Linked DNA regions of Homo sapiens: region 2 is linked to region 1. The links are chromatin loops, found by intact Hi-C in ENCODE. Cell type or tissue: A673. All regions are shown on one strand.

Region 1 (2,500 bases):
TCTCCCAGTCGGAGTCGCCAGAAATAAAGCGCTAGCTCTCGGTGTAATGGAAACTCCCGAAATCCTTACAAGCAAAGAAAGAAAAGCAGGAAGTGGATATCTTCATCTCTTCCCCAATCCCCCTATTCTCTGTGAGCGCAGAAAACAAAATGGGGCACCCTTTGGCTTCCCGCCCCCCCCCCCGCCCCCCGCAAACCTTCCTATTGCCCCCTCTTCCCCGCACCCAGTGCTCCTTCCGAGAAAGTACGGCTGGAGCGGACTGGGGAGACGGAAATATTGAGTCGCGGCCGCTGGGGGTGCCGGAGGAGGGGTGCACAGGCCAGGCTGCCGGGCGTAGTTCTGCCTCGGAGCCAGGCTGCGGGATATGTCTAAAGAGCGGTCAAAATACTGATTCCTCCAAGAAGCAAGCTGTTCCACACTGGCGGGCCTGGTAACTCTTCTAGAAAAAAAGTAAAGGAGAAGAGAACGAAAAAAATAAAGGAGGTGGAAGGGAGGTAGGGAGAGAAGAGGAGGAGGAGGCAGGCAGAGAGACAGAGAAAATGAGAGAGAAAGAGAGAGAGAGAGGAGAGAGAGACGAGACAGAGAGAGAAACATGTAGGTAAGGTAAATTCCCCTCAAGGCACATAGCGTGCCTTTTCAGGTCTAGTCTCCCAACCCTGGAAGAGCCTTCTGAGAAATCCTCAGTGACAGGATATAATTTTTTATGCTCTAATCTACCCCCACTTTAAGAAGGCTCTTTTGTCACATTTATTGCTGCTGACTTCCTAGCTGTAAAATATTTCACATGCATCTTGTAATTTCCAACCCAACATTTTCCTTCGTATCCTAAGGAAAGAGAGTCTGGCCCACTGAAGGACGGCCAGACAGAAAGACACCTACAATTCAGGCCTGGGTCTTTAGGTGCAGTGCATAGCTCTGGTCATGCTGTTGGTATCTACATGCAGGAGTGCAAGAAGAAGGAAGGGACACAGGGCACAGCTGCAGCAAGTCCTTCCTCTCTGTCCCAAAGAAGGCTTCCCAAAGGAGAAATCCTAGTAAACAGATTCTATTTTGCATCATTTAGAACCTGTTTGCCACTGTTTTATGTAAAAGCAAAACAGAGGAAGCTCCTTCCTGAAAAAAGGAAGGCGGGAAGGGAAATATTAAGAGTATTATCTCACACAAAATGAAATCAACACGGCGCCACAATGCTTTCATTCCTTCCTTTCCCCAACCCTGAAGTTCCCTCTTCACAATATCTGCAATGTTTTCATCTCTCGAAAAGAGCCGATACATTTATAATCATACTCCAAAGAGTCCAAGGTTCTATCATTTGCCATGCTCCAAACATTTTAGATTTTTAAAAAATGTAATAGGTGTGAGGCTAGATTTCTTTTTCATTTTCTCATCTCTGGAAACTCCCTTTGAAGGGTAATTTGTCTAATTGCTCTGGCACTACACAGAGGCTGATGGGTGGGGGCGCTTCTCCAAGATAATTGCTTTGAGCTTAGAATTCAGAGGGGTTATTGAGGGATTTCTGTTGCCTTCTAACTCACATACAGGGTGAGAGGGATGTATTTTTATTTCAGCATTACTTTCTACCTGAAACAATTATGAGATATGGCAGTACTATAAACATGCCATATATATTATATATATATATGCACACACACACACAAAGTATAGCATTGAACATATATACATATACAGTCTGCATGCATAGAGCCCCGACTTCTGTTTTCTTTTTTGCCTTGTTGGATCTCTGCAGAGCTTGTCCTTCTTTAGTTGCCTTCAATAAAACTTCACTAGCCAGTTATCAGAGGGGCAGAATGAAGTATTTTTCAGAAACATTCCGCTTTTCATGGTCGAAATAATTTTATTTATCCAGAATATACAGTTTAATTCCTCTATCTACACTTATTTACATGGCTAAAATAACATTGAAAAAAGTCTTTTGAAAAGTTGAGGTCATAGATTTCAAGGCACCATTGAAAGTGTCCACAGTTGCGCAAAAAAAGTCCTCTGTAAAAAAAGGGGGGGTCTTTTGAAATGCAATAACTTACATGCAAAAAAAAGCTTTACACATGAATCTTTTTCAGTTTTCCGAACTTCCCCATATGAATTCCTTTCTTTATGATTTTCTAGAACAGCAAAACACAGTAGTCCCAAAAAAGAGAGTAAGAGAGAGCAGCCCATCTAATAGAGTGTCCCGGAGGCCAGCGCCAGCGGGTGCTGTAAGGAGCCCGGCGGCGGCAGGTGGGAATTGATTGAGCTGGCTGCACTTGTGTACCAGGATGCAGAGTTCTCCAGGTAGCTGGACGCTGGGGACTGGTTGGAGGTCGGAGGGTGGGCATGAGGGTGGTGGCTGAGCGAGCGGGACGAGCCCTGGGGCTCCCACACCGCTGGAGACTGCGGCGAGTTACACGCCATTGGGTCGCTGGAGCTGGGACTGTGCTCCGGGGGCATCTCCCCGTTTTTCATGATCTTCTTGATCTTGGATCTTTTGTTCTGAAACCAGATT
Region 2 (2,500 bases), 270 kb before region 1:
CTGGAAGTGTTTATTTTTATATATAACCACTAGTCAAATCAATTAAAGCAGTTGAAAACTGGCTTGTGCTTTTATTTGCTTCTTCTCCTTGGAATTCTCTGCACAGTAAGCGCCCCACTCCATCACTTTACTCCCCAACAACTTTAGAGAATCAGTAATATCAAATGCTGAAAAGTAACTTGCAAAACCCAGATATAATTCAAATTAATTTAGTCAAAATGTATCCACTTTTTGTATCAAACCTTTTTTGCACAGGTTAATTGAAGAATCTAATTAAGCAGCAATTTTGACTACCGGATTGCCAACATGAAATTAAACTCAAAACTTCTCCTCTTGCTCAATGTTTAAATTCTCATATGAAACGTCAAGAAGATGTTTCATCTACATTATTGAAAGAGAAAGCTCAGTTTCCAAGCAGAATTTAACTTCCCAAGAAATTGAAAAAATATAATGTTTAGCTGGAGTACTGCTACGCTCCAAACAATCCCACTAAAAGTACCCAAATGTTAATAGTTAATATTTATTCAGAATTTACTAAATTCCATGCAGTAGCTAAGCATCTCACATATACCTCATGAAGTGGTATTATTTCCTTGGTTTCCTTTTTTCAAGTGAGGAAACCAAGTTTTAAAGATGGACAGTATTTAGTTGAAAATTACATAGCAACTAAATTGCCAAAATGATAAAAGAAAAACAGGTTTAAGAGGTATTTCCTCTTTCTCATAGGAAATGCTTTGTATATATCTGTAATGGGGCAGATAAGTAGATTCTGAATTTCAAGGGTTAATACTAGGTAGAAAGTGGGTGATGTGATGAGACACGCCTTTTCCTGGTAACAGGCAAGGTGCTACTCTCCTTCTGATGAACTTGCTTACCTGCCCGATATTTTTGGCCTACATAGTATATGCTTTTTCTGTTCTCTGGAACTCACAGTATAATACCTCAGTTCATTTGCTGTCCAAATCAAACATCAATGCACAGTCAGCCTGGAGGACCTGCTGTGGCTCTGTTACTAAGTTCTGTTTTCACTTAAGAGAAAAGAACATCTTCAGTGACCCTTATTTTCCAAGAAGTATTTGTCAAAACTCATTGTGCAAGAAACTCTTTGGCATCTGTTTCCAAGGTCAGTAACTCTTACTCAGTCATGACAGTCCATCATTCTCTTTCTTTTTTTTTATTCTTTTATTGTCCTTCCTACCTTTTTTCTTTCCTTCTTTTCTCCCTTCCTTCCTTCCTTCCTTCCTTCCTTCCTTCCTTTCTTCCTTCCTATCTCAAGACAGGGCAGGCAGTTTCTATTATATATACGAACTAAACTTTCTTAAGAAGCAAGATTGCCTATGAAAAATTGGCAAGAAGTCATGATAGTTAAAACATTAGTGTATATACTAAAAAACAACAACAACAAAATACTAAAGCAGGAAATAAGAGACTGGTTCCTAACCCTCTTGCAGTTTCTCTGATATTCGGCAATTGACCCTTTTGAGCCTCTGTTTTGTCATCTGTAAGACGACTGTATTGGACAAATGATTTCTAATGTCCCTATTAAAATTTAATGTGGTCCTGGCCAACTGAATGCGTAATTTGAAACAAAATGGAATGAGACTGGCTAAGAAAACGCTGAGGATACAATATATGAAGGCTAACTATGTATCAGCACAGCAAATGTGACCTAAGCGTCATGAAGGATAACACGATAATGAGAAAGTCAAAGGTAGGAGGCTCTGGGCCTAATAATAAGCACTTGTGATTCTTAAATTTGGGTTAATTAGTTTGCATCACAATGTAATCCTTTCATGATGGATGGTTGTAGCCAGCGCTCCTCTAGAAAGAGGAGCTGATGCTCTAATTCTCAAAAAATTTTACCTGGTGTCTTAAATGTGATTTTTAGCATTATTGGAATGACAGACTTCTTGGAGAATCTGTTAAAACCTAGGCCCTCTACTCAGAAAAAATGCAAATATGCACATACATTATTTTACATGAAAGTTTAGTAGTTTGTAGATTTCAAAACTTCAGCCTCCAAGTTAGCAGCCTTAGGTTTTAAAGGTCTCTATGTCATCCAGAGGGTTGGTTAACTGTTTACGCTGTAGTTTAAATATTTATGAACCAACTCATTCATTCATTCATTCATTCATTCATTCAATCTTTCAATAAATGTGTATTGACTGTAGGTACTGGAAATCCAAAATTGAAATACACAATCCCTGTCTTGGGACTTTGAGGGGGTAAGGGTGGGAGAGTATCAATTGGAGCAGTATATACCTAGGGCAAGATTTCTCAGCCTTGGCACTAGCCTTGGCACGAGCCAGATGATTCCTTATTGTGGGGTCTGTCCTGTGCATTGAGGGAGGTTTAGCAGCATCCCTGGCCTCCACCCACTAGACGCCAGCATTACCCCCTGTATTAATCTGTTCTCACACTGCTATAAATAAATACCTGGGACTGGGTAATTTATAAAGGAAAGAGATTTAATTGACTCACAGTTCCACATGGCTGGGAG

Evidence for each region. A loop is a pair of places that touch in the nucleus more often than their neighbours do. Peaks named below come from ENCODE experiments on the same cell type or tissue, not always from the same donor. Only the 100,000 strongest peaks of a DNase experiment are listed, where the experiment ranks them.
Region 2: a loop joins it to region 1, with 6 times the contacts of the local background. A loop is called at or near these places in 1 of 110 quality-filtered maps.

What each region holds. Positions count from the first base shown.
Region 1 is chr7:97,018,561-97,021,060 of GRCh38, forward strand. DLX5 (distal-less homeobox 5) reads right to left here. Exons shown (of 3, transcript NM_005221.6): 3 at 1,836-2,500. The coding sequence ends at 2,176. Among named protein-coding and RNA genes, the nearest start is that of DLX5, 5.0 kb to the right of the region's middle. RefSeq lists an enhancer at 2,383-2,500. In A673, no CTCF peak of the experiment used is centred here; a DNase peak (open chromatin) is centred at 1,461; H3K4me3 peaks cover 2,239 bases; H3K27ac peaks cover 2,403 bases; H3K27me3 peaks cover 974 bases.
Region 2 is chr7:96,746,561-96,749,060 of GRCh38, forward strand. No RefSeq gene overlaps it. Among named protein-coding and RNA genes, the nearest start is that of SEM1, 38 kb to the left of the region's middle. In A673, no CTCF peak of the experiment used is centred here; a DNase peak (open chromatin) is centred at 1,181; H3K27ac peaks cover 2,500 bases.